Regions from separate parts of the Homo sapiens genome. Here regions 2, 3 and 4 are each linked to region 1. Evidence: chromatin contacts called from ENCODE Hi-C data. All regions are on one chromosome and are shown on one strand. The core of a region is the stretch at or near the end of the contact, and the rest is flanking DNA. Distances in the headings are between cores, read along the strand shown. Region 1 holds the start of PKIG (cAMP-dependent protein kinase inhibitor gamma). Region 2 holds the start of WFDC2 (WAP four-disulfide core domain 2). Region 3 overlaps LOC101927200 (a long non-coding RNA gene). Region 4 holds the start of TOX2 (TOX high mobility group box family member 2).

The links. A loop is a pair of places that touch in the nucleus more often than their neighbours do. Pooled maps may share reads with other maps.
Region 2: a map with no recorded cell type shows a loop between it and region 1 (5-fold over the local background). The contact joins the promoter of WFDC2 here to the promoter of PKIG in region 1. A Hi-C loop is called at or near these places in 3 of 37 single-sample maps with no recorded cell type.
Region 3: a pooled map shows a loop between it and region 1 (6-fold over the local background). The contact joins the enhancer-like site here to the promoter of PKIG in region 1. A Hi-C loop is called at or near these places in 6 of 37 single-sample maps with no recorded cell type and 3 of 50 pooled maps.
Region 4: a loop to region 1 is called in a map with no recorded cell type, with 4 times the contacts of the local background. The contact joins the promoter of TOX2 here to the promoter of PKIG in region 1. A Hi-C loop is called at or near these places in 2 of 37 single-sample maps with no recorded cell type and 2 of 50 pooled maps.

The regions. Positions count from the first base shown.
Region 1 is chr20:44,580,599-44,584,244 of GRCh38, reverse strand. PKIG (cAMP-dependent protein kinase inhibitor gamma) reads right to left here and starts at 1,666. Exons shown (of 4, transcript NM_001281445.2): 1 at 1,514-1,666.
Region 2 is chr20:45,468,102-45,471,747 of GRCh38, reverse strand. WFDC2 (WAP four-disulfide core domain 2) reads right to left here and starts at 1,995. Exons shown (of 4, transcript NM_006103.4): 1 at 1,888-1,995; 2 at 1,216-1,359. The coding sequence starts at 1,966. RefSeq lists silencers at 1,071-1,120, 1,141-1,330.
Region 3 is chr20:43,750,923-43,754,568 of GRCh38, reverse strand. All of the region lies in intron 1 of LOC101927200 (a long non-coding RNA gene), which reads right to left. Among named protein-coding and RNA genes, the nearest start is that of GTSF1L, 26 kb to the right of the region's middle. RefSeq lists enhancers at 2,067-2,146, 2,647-2,716, 2,907-3,106. Within about 2 kb of position 1,901, at least 3 of the 41 ENCODE cell types and tissues checked have a DNase peak (open chromatin) inside an H3K27ac peak, as active enhancers do.
Region 4 is chr20:43,913,150-43,916,795 of GRCh38, reverse strand. TOX2 (TOX high mobility group box family member 2) reads right to left here and starts at 1,944. Exons shown (of 9, transcript NM_001098797.2): 1 at 1,806-1,944. The coding sequence starts at 1,904. RefSeq lists silencers at 464-513, 1,704-1,793, 1,844-1,953, 1,974-2,073, 2,174-2,293 and 1 more and enhancers at 772-1,489, 1,490-2,207.

The DNA.
Region 1 (3,646 bases), core at 417-2,916:
GGTCTAGTGGAGACATGGGGAATTGAAGTTATGCCAGTAATTATGTAAATACAGTTTAGTTCAGGATAATATGAAAACATATAAGTAGATGGTTGTCCTCAGTCAATGGGGTTAGGGAATAATACTGACCATCTAGTGCTCTGTAAAGGGTTGAGCATAACATAGGGCCTAGTGCTTAAGAGATACTCAATAATGCCAATTCCTTCTTTCCTCTCTCCCCAAGTGTATGTGCTAGTGTATGCGTGTGCACATACAGTTACCACTGAGACTTTTTCTTTCTCTTTCTTCAAGAACACCTAATCTGAAAAAGACCCATAAAAACTCAGAAGTAACTTAATGTTGCCTGTTTTATGTCTTCTTTTAACTGTCCTACAGGCACCCGTTTTTAGCTACTCTGGGAAACTGAAAACCTAGGGTCCTTTGCTCCTAAAGCCATAAGGGCCCAATACAAAGGGAAAAGAAATATGGACAGTTCATTTCATACTGAATTTGGAAATACAGAGATCATCTAGTTTTGTCCCCTCATTAGGTACAAATAAAGAAACAAGACCCAGAGAGTGTGAAACACTTGCCCAAGGTGACAGTTTCCTTGGGTGACCCTTCTAATATATGGTAGCTTTTTGTTGAAGCTGAAATCTTCCCGTTAGCTGTAACTTTTCAAATATACTTAACCTGCTAAGAGGGGACACCTCCCCTGTTAGCACACTGCAAGCCATCTCAAGCCACCTAGGAATCCTCCTCAGTTCAGGGACCCACCAAGTAAGGGACCTGGGTACAGCAAGGGCCCCCTCTTTCCCTCTCTACAGAGTAGCTTGCTTAGTTTCAAACCCTGAAAACAGATACCAACAAATAAAATGCCTAAAGGCTTACATGTCCTGTTTATATTCCAGGCATAAACAGCAAATTTTTAAAAGGAAGCAATAAAAAGATCGCAAACCCAAGGTTAAAGATTTCCAACCCCTTTCCATCTTGGAGTTTTCCACACAGCTGCTGCAGCACTGGGTTTATATGTGGTAAATTCATGGAGTCTGACCATATCTGTAACTGAAATTTAACACAACAACCATGTTCCTGAGGGGGAAGATAATAGGGAATTTTCACTACTTTCGGAGACTTTTCTTTCTAGAATGTTTAAAAATTATTATACCACCTTTGTAATCAGAAAAAAAGAAAGGGTTTTACAAACACGAATTTCTTAGGGAAGATTTATTTCTTCACCTATATTTGGAGCAAGGAGCTGCTTTTAAAGCTCTGAATACTCTGTCAAAGTTCTTTGAGTAAAAATGAAACAGCATCTGAATGGAGCCCATTTGTGAGACTGGAGGCTCCGACTAGCCTTAGGCAGTTTCAGACAAGGCCATAATTTTCAGAGCAAGCTCACATATATCATTATATAAAAATAGACATTTTGTGGCCAACAGGCTGGAAAGCAAGCTCTCCAGAGAGCTCTGCCTCCAAGCTCTGCTTCTCCCTGGGGGTGTTGGGCAGGGGAGGAGAGTAAAGTTCTACTTACAAGACCAAAGTTTCCTCAAAATCCAGTGGTCCTCAGTCAGAAGCGGAGGCAGAATTTAAGAAACCAGGATTCAAGGTTAGCAGTCCAGACCTGTGGTGCGGGCAGGATTCTCACTTTACCCTCCTCTCTGTCTCTTCCCCGTGTCTCCTAAATGAAAAGCACTTTGAGGTTTTAGTGGGTGTTTCCCATGTCTCGGGCCAAGTAAGTCCCCATTTGTTGTAATCCAATGCTCAGCCTGATGATGTCAACCACACAACTCACTCACTCAGTTTCCACCTCTCTGTCCACAGGAGAGATCCATTTCCTTTGGACAATGAGCCAGGGGGCTGTAACTGCATCCCAGGCCACCACGCTTGCCTAATATCCTTCCTTCAATTTTCAACCCTGCAGCTTTAGTGACAAAAGGCTTCCTATCCACTCACTGAGCCAGGGTTCCTGGGTAAATTCCTTTGCTTCTTAGTGGGTTGTCTGCTTTCCTGTGTGTTTAATTCCTTTCTTTGGTATATAATATACTAGTTAGGGTGGAGATCTTCACCCCACCCCACACCCATCTCTTTCTTCCTGCCCAATTTTCCAAGTTGTTTCATTTCTCCCAGGTCTCCTAGGTACATGCTGGGCACAGTACATGAGTTTGTCCTTCATGTAGGGGAGGTGATGTGTGCCCCCGGGGAAGGCTTGGAAACAGCACTGGTGTGTCCCCTGGGAAACTGGGTTCCAGTCTTGGTCAGGCCTTCAACTGAATGAATGACCTCAAGCAAGTCACATCCCTCTCTGGACCTCAGTTTCCCTATCAACAAAATGCTGGCTTTGGTGCTTTCCACTTCTGAGATTCAATGAGTAAAAATCAGTGACTGGGGAACTTATAAACAAATGCATTATAGAGCATTTTACTACAAGCTACCCAACTACATGCTTGAGGGAAGGAAGAACCCTGGAGAAGTCAGAGGCCACTGCCCAAGATGCCAGGCTCAGCTGGGCACCTTTAACCCCCTTTATGAAGGAGATGAACAGATTCTCTGGGAGTAAAACCAAAAGAATTCACTGAACAAGTCCTTAGGGACATGAAAAGCAGCAGCATAAACTACAAGATAAGACAAACAAGTAACAGGCTATAAGTGTCCTTAGGGACCAACATGGAACAGCAGTGGTTACGAGAGATCATTTCTTGCATTTGGAGAGTGCTTGATGGTAAAGACAAAGAACATCTCTCTACTTTCGTGTACAATGGGGAGCGAGTGACATGCATAGTGGTTAGGAACATCATTTGGGAGCCACAGATGTGGATCTGAGTCCTGTCTGACTTAATTTCTCTGAACTTCAGTTTTTTTAACTGTCAAGTGGGATACTAGTGCCTCTGTTTTAGGATTGTGAGAATTAAAAAACACATGTAAGGAAACTGAAAGTATTTGGTACATACTAAGTATTGAATAAATGTTTGCTCTCGTTGTACATAATCTCATTTGATTCTCATAACATCCTTAGGAGAATCAGATAAGTGCTATGAGGCTACATTATTAATCTCTCCTTCCTGGATAAGAAGACATATACAGAGAAGTTAGGTGACATGCCCAAGGTCACACAGCTCAAAACGAAAGGGACAGAATTAGAAATGAAGCCTCAACTCCTAACTAGGTCAGCACACATGCCACACACATGCCAATGCCAATGCCATTTCTCAAAGTGGTTGCCGCAGCCAGCCTGGGAAAGGAAACACTCAGGCCACTAGGTCAGAGAGGCTGCTTTCCTTGCTTTGCTACCCAAATCCTGTGTGGCCTGAAGCAAGACTGGGCTTCAACTAACTCCCTCAAAAGGAGCAGATCTGATCTGTTTCAATGCCACTTTGATGGTGATGGGAAGGTAGGACCGGAGCTTTACTGGGAAAGCGGCTCTCTATAGGTAAGGAAGAGGCTGTGGTAATTTGTGGTTTAACAAGAATTTTTATTAGTTCTCAGAAAACACAGATGCTTATCAGAAAACATCCAAGAAAACAGGCTATATTAGGAGGGAGTTTGTCAATCTGAAGGCTTTTCAACAATGTGACAATGTGACGTAGGACTGCTGTGGAATAAAAACCACACCAGCCTGGCCGGGCGCGGTGGCTCACACCTGTAATCCTAGCACTTTGGGAGGCCG
Region 2 (3,646 bases), core at 746-3,245, 890 kb before region 1:
GAGATAAGGGAACAAATTCTTCATCCATCAAACAGCAAAGACTCCCTCCTTTGCTCCTCCACCTCTCTCATCTGGCTGCTGCCTGCTTTCTCTCCAAATCTTCCTCTCTCCTTCTGGTCCTCCTCTCCCTGGCCCAGAGGAGGGGACTCATGACCTTGAAGCTGCCCTTGGTGGGCTGCCAGTCCCCCTCCACTTACCACCTCCCTGCTGATCGGTGTCTTGGGTCACCGTATTACAAACCTTCCCAGCCTGTGCTGGCATCTTCAAGGAAATAACAGAGAGGAAAAGTCACAGGGGCTGTATTCTGGATAAAGAACATCATTACAGTACCTTGGTTCTCTCCAGGTCCTATCCCTGCCTCTAATCCTCAGCATTTTCCTCTGGAGAACGGAAAGCTGAGATTCCATGCTGTTTAAGCCACCCCCTGTTCTGATAGCCTGGTGGAGACTGCAGCTCCAGCAAGCACCTTTGAGAGAGTCCCCAGCTCGCGCTCACTCAATCCTTAGAGTGGAAGAGATTGACTGAAAGACGACGAAGGGCGATACAGTGTCCAGGGAGGATTCCTCACTTTCTTCGAATCACTCAGCCAGTTGGCCTGAAAGGCAAAAGCTGAACCCTCACTATGACTCCAGCAGCCATGGGATGGCGGTGTGACCTTGGGCAAGAACATTTTTTTCTCACCGATGCTCCCTTACACATCTTTAAGATGAGCGGGGCATTTTCCTAAATCTGTAAAGTTCCTTTCCGCCTGGACAGAGGAATTGGGGAAAATCTTGCCAGGCCAGGCTCTCCCAGTCTTTCCCCAGGGCTGGGGGAGGCCCCCAGGGAGGGACTCCAAGAGGAGAGGTGAGCGCCCCAGGCTCCGGGCTTTCCCGCAGGGCAGGCTTCGGCCGGTTCGAGAAGGAAACTGCGGCCCCGGGTCCCCAGGCCGCGGGGAACAATGTCCCGGCTGTGCGTGCCCGGAAGCCCGTCATGCACCAGAGACTCGAATCCCAGCTAGGGGTGGGGACCCCCCCTTGGCTGCGTTTCAACGACGCCTTTGTCTACCCCTGGGCCGTGCGAGGGAGAGGACTGACGGATCTGGTTTCAACCGCCTTGACTTTCCCGGGGGTCCCCGGGTCCGGGGGCGCCCCTGTTCCCGGAACCCGGGCCCTCCCACCTCCTCCCAGCCCAGCGCGGCCCCGCCCCGTTCCCGCTCGGCCGCCGTGGGGTTACCATTGGGCAGAGAGCAGAAGGTGGCACAGCCCGCGCTGCAGCACTTGAGGTTGTCGGCGCATTCGCTGTCCGAGACGCACTCTTGCGTGCAGTTCTGGTCAGCCTGGAGCTCGGGGCACACGCCAGTCTTCTCTGCTCCTGTGCCTGGGAGGGGAGGCCCGGGACAGTCGAGGGTGGGGCGTAGCGCCAGCCCCAGAGGATGCCCACCTCCTGCTCCAAACCTTAACCCCAAGGAATTCTCAGTCTCTGGCCCTAGGAGTCCCCTTACAGCCCCCAGAGACTCCTTCTTCCAGACCAGGAGTCCCTGACCCCTGGGAGTACGAGAGCTCCCTAACCCTTGGCGTCGGGGCCCTCAGATCTCAGCCCTAGGGGACGCCGCACAGCTGAGCGTCTCGGAGCTTCCGAGGTCGAGGCAGAGCAGCCCCCACCCCCAGCCCACTGCAGCCACGGAGTGTCCGCGTTCAGCACAGAATCCTCCCAAATTGCAGCCATCAGTGGTCTCTCCACCTCCAGCACATTGGACCCCACACCCTAGGCTCCAAGGGTCCCCGCCACTTCCGCCCCCGGAATTCCCACTTCCCCAGCCTCCAGAGGCTACGCCTCCGCCTGGCTCCATCCTGGCGCTCGTGGCTCGGCCCCTCTAGGCGCCGGGCCTCTCCCCGCCCCACTCACCTGAGACTAGGGTGAAGCCGAACAGCAGCAGGCTGAGGAGGAGGGCGGCGGCTAGCGGGCCTAGGCGACAAGCAGGCATGGTGCTATGCCCGGGCGGGGTGCAGGTGTGAGCCGATGCTCAGGTGCGGGGATTTAACCGCGCGCGCGGGAGGGGGCGTGGGGTAGGGGTGGAGCCGAGCGGGGAAGGGGAGGGTGGAGGGCTTTGCGGGCACCGCGGGCGGGCTGCCACATGAGGTCATTTCACAATCCCCCAGGATCAGGTATCACTCTTGGCCCCGGTGGGAACCAGGAACTTAAGCAGCTTCCAGGACGGGACCAGCTACGGCCGGACCCTTGTCCACGCCTCCCTCCTGACCTCCCTCCTGGGGCCTGAGGGCCAAGGCTCAGGGCTCCTGGGTTTCTATTCCAAGACTCCGAGGTTTCTCCAGAGTGTCCCCAGTGGGCGGTTGAGGAGGATAAGGCAGGGCCCGCAGGGAGGCAGTAGAGCATGCGGGTTAAAGGGTTCGATTTGGGGTCAGCCAGATGAGAGGGCAGATCCCTCTTGATGGAGGGCTAGGGTAGTGATACAGAGCACATAGTAGGGGCTACAGAAATAGCACTTATTATTAATAAACAAACCCTCCTCATCAGAAACAGGCCCAGGAAGGTGAAGCACCTAGCAGTCTCAAGCCGTTTGGGTGTGTGTTTCTGTCTCCCTCTCTTTGTCCTACCGGCCCCTGATCAGGGCTGACTGTGCCAGGCTCTGTGCTCCTTGTCTCAAGGAATTGTCGCCGGTCCTCTGACCGGGGAGTTACTGTTATCAGCTGTATATGACAAAGGAACTGAGTGTTTAGGGATTTAGGACCGCACCTCCACCACAAGGTCCCCTGCAAAGCTGTACAAATAAGGTTTTGAACCCAGGTCTCTCCCTCCAGGCCCTTGTTTTTTCCATTCCGTCGTAAATATTCACTGGGTGCCTACTGTGTGACATATGCAGGGCAAGACGCTTGGTGAAGAGAAAGTCGTCAAAAGGGGCCCTCCAGCACTGGTCTTGAAGGGGTGACAGGGTCTGGGGTCTGACTCCCACCTCCACCACTTCCCACCTGAGGGCCCTGGAATGAATCCTTTCCTGGATCTGAGCTGCCACATCATCAGTGAAAATGACACCTATATGGGACTTCAGTGAGAACACAAATGCAACGTTCCTGCCACGGAACAACCATGTACTCACTGGGAGCATTGAGAGTAGATCCACACTGATTGACACAGGGACTCCAGGCCTGACCCATGATAGGTACTGGATACATGGCCATGAGTGCTCCACAGATAAGTGTCTCCTGTGACGAAGGAGACCAATAAGTATAAATGAAGCTTTAGAATCCAGGGGGTTAAGTGCCAAAACAGAGTTACCCAGGGAGTTAGACAAGAAGTGCTTCCTGCTCCAATGATCTGAGGTTCTAGAAGCCCCAGGAGGTCTTTGCTGCTGGAGGCTAGAGGGGCCCTGGGGCAGTGAACACTGGGATGATAGTGACAGGTGAGTAGGGTTTGGTGATGTGAGTACATCTGGCCACTGTCCCCAAAATGGATGCTGAGAACACCTCCCCCAGCTTCTCATGCTCAACTTGGGGACTGGGGACGTTATTGGGAGGGGCCAGGGCTATTTACTCTGAGCTCAGTCAACAATGAGGGCAGGAGCCAGGTGGGAACACAGCCCATAACAGGCTAGTGAAACCCAGTCTAGGGCACAAAGAGAACACTGGGGTGAGCAGCCAGTTTTTAG
Region 3 (3,646 bases), core at 652-3,151, 830 kb after region 1:
GAGGAGGAAAGGAGCGCGGAGGCTTCTGTTTCTGTCATAACCCACGTTGTTGGCTAGTGGCTTGAATAAAAGTGGCAAAGTGGAAGTGGTGAGAGGAGCTCCGATTTGGGATATCATTTGAAAAACCAGAGGCCGAGCTTGGTGGCGCACACCTCTAGTCCCAGCTACGTGAGAGGAAGATATTGTTTGGATCTGTGTCCCCGCCTAAATAGCATGTTGAATTGTAATCCCTGGGGTTGGAGGTGGGGCCTGGTGGGAGGTGACTAGATCATGAGGGTGGTCCTTCACAAATGGTTTAACGACATCCCCTTGGTACTGTTATTGTTGTGTGAGTGAGTGAGTTATTGCAAGATCTGGTTGTTTAAAAATGTGTAGCAGGCCGGGTGCGGTGGCTCACGCCTGTAATCCCAGCACTTTGGGAGGCCCAGGCAAGCAGATCACGAGGTCAGGAGATCAAGAACATCCTGGCTAACACGGTGAAACCCCGTCTCTACTACAAAAATACAAAAAATTAGCCGGGCGTGGTGGTGTGCGCCTGTAGTCCCAGCTACTTGGGAGGCTGAGGCAGGAGAATGGCGTGAACCCAGGAGGCGGAACTTGCAGTGAGCTGAGATCACGCCACTGCACTCCAGCCTGGGTGACAGAGCAAGACTCTGCCTCAAAAAAAAAAAAAAAAAAGAGTGTGTAGCAGTGCCCCATTTTCCACTCACTCCTACTCTGGCCATGCGATGCGTGTGCTTCTCCTTCACCTTCTACCATGACTGGAAGCTTTCTGAGGCCTCCTCAGAAGCCAAGCAGATGCCAGCATCTGTATTGCCTGCAGAATCATGTGGCAATTAAACCTCTTTTCTTTATAAATTACCCAGTCTCAGGTATTTCTTTACAGCAGTGCGAGAACAGATGAATACAGAGGATCTCTGGAGCCCAGGAGTTCGAGCCCAGGAGTAAGCCGTGGTCACACCACTGTACTCCAGCCTAGGCAACAGAGTAAGACCCTGTCTCTATAAAACTGTAATAATAATGATTTGAAAAATCATATTCATGTGTCTAGGGGATGGATCTTCAGATCCATCCCTAGAGGGTATCAAGGGTTGAGCAAGAACGTTTACTTGTGTCAAGCCATTTATATTTATTTTAGTGTAACTTAAAATTATGCCTTATATTCTTAAATACATTACTGATGATAATTAATGGTGGCTTATGTTCAATTTCAGTTCTGTTCTCATCTTGATAAGAATAACCAGTCAGGTGGCCAGGCACAGTGGCTCACGCCTGTAATCTCATCACTTTGGGAGGCCAAGGTGGGTGGATCACTTGAGGCCATGAGTTCAAGACCAGCCTGGCCAACATAGCAAAACCCCATCCCTACTAAAATGCAAAAGTTAGCTGGCACAGTGGTGCATGCCTGTAGTTCAAGCTACTCAGGAGGCTGAGGTGGGGGGATGGCTTGAGCCCAGGAGGCAGAGCAATCACACCACTGCACGGCAGCCTGGGCAACCGAGCTAGACCCTGTCTTAAGAAAAGAAAAGAAAAAAAAAGAATAACCAGTCAGGGCACTATAATCTCACATGGGTAACTGACCTGTAGCCAACCCCGCTATTTGGAGTGAAGTTCAGGTCCAGACACAAGCACTTACATACTTGATGTCAGACATCCAAGGCAGGCGGTAGACGTGGGATGCTCAGGAGGATACGCCCCATGTGGCATCTGATCAAGTCTGGCTTAGGTGTAAGGACAACGTTCAGGACAAAAACTATGCCTTTCCCATTTTACCATTGAAGATGTCTTAGACAACCAATAAAGTGGACGGTGTAGGACCACAGCCCTGCACAGCGACGTTCTTGCATCACTCGGCTCAACCACAGGAAGTCTCACACCACTGAGTCTGACCACAGGAACGGGCAAATGAAAAGTCATGCAGCTATATGGGCAATGGAACTTCCCTGCCTCCAGTTCCTGGCCAGGAAGTGGGGGCTGGGTGGAGAAATCTGGAAGCTGCCTGCTTACCTACCAGGTCTCCACTCTGTTTTGCTATGAAGCCTCTAAGCCTTGATACCTGTTAATGGATGTATTTGTTGTGAGAAATAAATGAGATGGTGGGGTCAGTTTCCAAAGTTAACGACAGTTTGAATCAAACAGGCTTGGGCACACATGCCACCTCTGCCCCTTGCTCCCTGTGTGGCCTTGGGAAAATTACTTAGACCCTCTGCCCCTCAGAGGTGGGAATAATGTGAGAAGGAAATGAGTGCCTGCACTTGGCCCTCAGAAAGCCCCAATCCACGTTCAGCCCTGATACCAGCTTCACGAATGTTCCCTTGTAAGTCCCAGAGACAGGACTTCCTGAAGGGTCCAGGTGCCTTCAGGCCCCCTTGGGTCTGTGAGTACTGGACCACATGCATCCCCAGATTAGACCTCAAGGACTTGGAATCCCCACATCGGGCCACAGTGGATTTATGCATCTCCAGACAGGACCAAGGGACTCACGCATCCCCAGATTAAACCACTGACCCACAGGGCAAGGAACTAGGGTGGTTTGTTCTCAGTGGAGTCTGGAGAAGGAGATTTCGAGTCGCTAGACTTCATTGGTGGGGGCAGCAAATGGGGAGTGAAATAAACCAACACTCTTGGGGAACTCTAAAATGCTCAAAAGGAAACTAAAACCCAGGAGCTGAAGGTAACATCCAAAGTCACACCACCAGCAAAGGCCATAGAACAACAAAACTAGAGAAGTTCTTGGAGAGCATCTGGTCTAGCCCTTCATTTTCCAGATGAGGAAACTAAGGCCCAAAGAAAGGAGGAAGTTAACCTAAGCCACATGGTCCACTTGTGGCAAAGCCATCCCTCAGACTCAGATCCCAGATTTGAGGTCTGGCGTCCCCTCAATTCCCCAACACCAGCACCCACGTTGCACACCCTTCACCATCTAGCAGAGATCTCCCCAGGGCTGCCATGAGCTGCCCCATGACACTCCAAGGAGCTGGTACGAAACATTTTGTTTTGCACCTTGCCTGTGGTGACAGCTGCGTTAAACCGAATGTTCACAGTCATTATGCTCAGAAACTGAGCAAGAGTTCCATCTATTGGGGTTTCAGAATGAATCAGATTTCCAAACTCTCCTCTCTCCACCTCAGCGCATGTCTGTATATGGTAACCTTTCAAAAGTGAGTCTAATAATTAGTCATCTTGGCCTAGTTCAAGACAACAGTATGTTCTCCAATTTCACTTTGTTTTCAACAAGACAGCGATGCCAACGGTAATGTTCACTGTGGTTAAACACACTTCTCAGCTGGTCCCTGCAGGTGGCCAAGACAGCTCTGGTCCCCGCAGTTGCCCAGTGCTTCCCCACAGCTCTCTAACCAGGCTGTACCCTCTGCCCAGATCCACCCCCACCCCCAATATTGACACCAACTGTGTACCAGGCACTACATTAGATGCTTTGGGCTCATCATTACATGTTATCCTCTTTGCAAGATAGATGGTTCTCTTGTTGCCCCATTTGAAGATGGGAAATTTGAGAACCTGAGGGTACTGGTCCTTGTCTACTGCCCACACCCCAGGTCTAGCCAGTCCCTCTCTTCCTTCCTGCTCCAACCACACTCTTCTGCCAAGGCAGTGAGCTCATTTCCACCTCAGGGCCTTTGCACAT
Region 4 (3,646 bases), core at 695-3,194, 670 kb after region 1:
CCAGGCTAAACCCCCACCCACTCAGACTTTGAGGCACAAATGCCCAGCCCACCCACACCCGCAAACCAGAGGCTGGTACCTACCTCGCCAACTTCACATTTTGAAAAATAACAAAGCCAAGGGCAGAAGACAGACCAGCTGCCCCCACACCCAACCTTCTCCTCCCTGAAAACTCCACTTGCTACTTTTAATCTATTTTCCTCCATCAGACTGGAGGCAGCTCCCGGCCTTCTCCTGAGGCTACCATCCCCCCTCATCGGCTTCTAACTTTGCAGGTCACTGGACAAAAGAGAACCACCGCCACTCTTCGCGAGACCTCACTTGTCGCCCACCACCGCCCCACATCGCGCAGGCCCTAGTGGCCTGGATGCTTGCTGCCCCTGGCGAACTGCAGGGAGGCTTTGCCAGAAGCCGCTCCCCTGGGGCCTGAGGGCGCACTCAGGGAGGCCCAGCCCGGGAGGCCCCGGGATCCGCGCCGGGACGCCTCTCTCCTGCCTCATCCCCACTACCAGGGGCCTGACGAAAAGCCTGCGAGGTTGGGGAGAGACCCTGGGGGGCGCCGATCCAGCCACTGGACGCGCACTCACCCCGCATCGCCACGGAGCCCACGCGTCTGCGCCAGGGCTGCGGGAAACCCACGCGCGCTGTTCAATCCGGGCTCCGAGTGACGAAAACCCGCGCTTGGCTCCAGCCGGCCCGGGACCGACGCACCGACTGGCGGACGCGCGGACAGTCTGGCTTCCTAACTAAGTTTGAAAGTTCCCTCTCCGGCGACCGAAGGGGACGCGGACTGCTTAGAGGCACCCAACCCATCCAGGCTGGGCCAGACCCGGCAGTGGGACCTGACGCCTCGGGTTCGGGGTTCCAGGCACGCAAGCCTCCATCACTGGGAATGCGCCCGGCGCAGCGCAGCTGGGACCTGGCTGGGGTGGGGGGATAGATCCTGGAAACATGGAGGAGGGAGGGTGTCCGGCACTACAGCCCCAGCCTGGAGGGACGCCGGCTCACCGCTCCCGGGAGGACACAGGCCTCGATTGGCCGCAGCCTACTCGGAATCCGAGGCCCCGCCAGGCAGTGACGGCCAATTAGTAAACTGCCCAATTAGTGTGCTGCGGCGCTGAGAAGTTAAACCTCGACGCGCGAGTGTGGATGACCGAGGTGTGGCCGTCCCTGGGTGTGACCGCGTGTGACTGTGTGGCCGTCAGGACGATCTGTGTCTGAGGCTCACCGTCCAGGGGGGTGGCTGTGTGTGACAGCGTGCGCCTGGGTGAGGCGTTGTGGCTGCGAGAGTGTGACTGTCGGGCGACTTCTTTGTGTGACTGTCCCCCGTTGTGCCTGGGTGTGACAGCGGGTGGGGGCATGTCACGGTGTGTGGGGCATCGGAGCGTCTGTGGGTGACTCGTCTGTGGCGGTGAGGCTGTTTGCGGGTGAGTGGTTGCGTGTCGTTGTGTATAAGTGACTGTCAGGGTGACTTGCGTGGGACGGCGGGACCGTGTAAGCAGTGCCTGGCCGCCTGCGTGTGGCTGTGGGTCACTGTGACGGCTTGTGAATGACTGCGAGGCTGTCAGGGGGACGCGAGTGAGGGGCCACTGTGTCGTCGCACGGGTGGCTGTCGGGATGACTTCTGCCCGCGATCCCAACAACTCAGGGCGTGAGCGTGGCCGCGAGGGGATCGATGTGAGCCGCCCGTGCCCGTCGGCGGGGCTGATGTGCGCGGCCCCGTGTGACCCCGGGAGCGCCTGAGTCCCGAGCTGCCAGGTGACTCCGGCCCCGCCCGCCGGGGACCCCCGCCCGCCCCCGCCTACCTTGCCGCCGTGGTAATAGTCCAGGTGCGCCAGGCCGGCCGGCTCGGCCCCGGGCCGCGCGCCCACCGCGGGCGCCGAGGGGTACAGGCGGACGTCCATGGCGGGCGCGGCGGCGGCGGCGGCGGCTCCCGCGGGCAGTGCCTGGGCGGGCGGCGGGTGGGAGCCAGTGTGCGAGCGGGACTGCGAGCGCGGGGGGCGGGCCGGGGGCGGTGCCCAGAGGAGCGCCCCGCCCCCGCCCCCGCCCCGCCCGCGCGCGCTATTGTTCCGGCCTCGGGCGCTGCCTAGGGCCGGGGGCCCGGGGGCCCGGGCCGGGGCGTGGAGGTCCTTCCTCCGGGCTGGGCCGCCGCCGGGTCCCCCGCCCGGCCCTGCATCCCTGAGGGGGGCGCGCCTGTCCAGACGGCGCTTTTCCGTCCCGCCTTTCGCCACCCACGGTGAGGAGAGAAGCCCGAACGGCACCCCTCCCCAGAAGTGGGACACTCCCTTGCCCTAAATATTTGAGGCGGCGCTAGTCCCCGCCCCGCGGCGTGGGTGCGGGGGGAAGAGGAAGGTGGTGACAGGACCACTTTGGAGATGGGTGCTGCCTTACCTGGGGGGACGCAGGCCAGCGCCGGAGGATGCTCTTAGCATGCCCGCCCCCTCCTCGTCTCACTGATCTGAGTCAGCTTGACAGCCCCCCCTGGAGATTGCCGCGCTTAAACTCTCACTCACATATGGGGAAACTGAGTCAAAAACTTGCAGCATCAGTAATGGAGCTCCAGGCGGGTGGGCTCCGTTGCCCCCAAAGGATCCAGAGCTGAAACCACTTGGAGAAGGCAGCAGGACCCCACCCCTTTTAATGATAGGGAGGGGAGGGCCGCAGGAATGCCTAGAGCCCGAAGCTCTGAAGAGGGGTCTAGGATCTGCCCACAGTCACGGTCTCTTGGAGTGAGGAAAGGAAGAAAATGAGATTGGAATGGGATGGCTCTGATGGTGGGTCAGAAAGGTGACTGTGAAATGGGGTTCCTCCCCAACCAAAAAAAAAAAAAAAACCCTCTAGTTCTTGATATCACTTGCTGGTTGCTAGACTGTTGCACCCCCATCCCCCTTTTCATGCAAGAATTGTCTACACTAGCAATCTCCCCTAGCAATCTCACTGCTCACTGACTGCTCCAGGTATGTCTGACTGGGAGAGGCCAGGAGGCGAAGTCAGCCAGAATGGCATTCTTGTGTGGCACCAGGATATAGGATGCCATTGGGAGAAAAGGACTTGAGCTTCCTGCCCACTCAGGAGCTAGCTTAGAACTTAGTTCTCAACTGCTGCTTGGGCTTTGCTGGTCCTGGCCTAGAACTAGGACCATAAGAAAGATGCATTAACAAAAGATAGGTGTGGGAAACAGGCATTCACTGAAGGCTTGGGAACAACAGAGGGAAATTATAGCTCAGAAAGGAAAGAACTTCCAAATAAATTTCAGCAGTCATTGTTTCTAGAAATACAATGCCACACCTCATCAGAAAAAAATTTCCATTGTCCTGTGTCCATTTTTTTCATCTGGATATCCAACTGACCAGCACTCTTTATTGAAAAGATCACCACCACCACCACCACCCCCCTACACACACACACATACTCTTCTGCAATGCTAACATTGTCGTAAATCAAGTAGTCGATATGTGCATAAGACTGTTCCTGAATTCTCTATTCTGTTCTGTTAGCCTATTTTTCTCTCCCTGTGCCATTATCACAATGTCTGGATTACTGTGGGCTTATAAGTCTAAATGTCCCATGAAATAAGCCTACCCATTTTGTTCTTTTAAGACTGCATTGGCTATTCTTGATGTTTACACTTTCACAGAAATTTTGG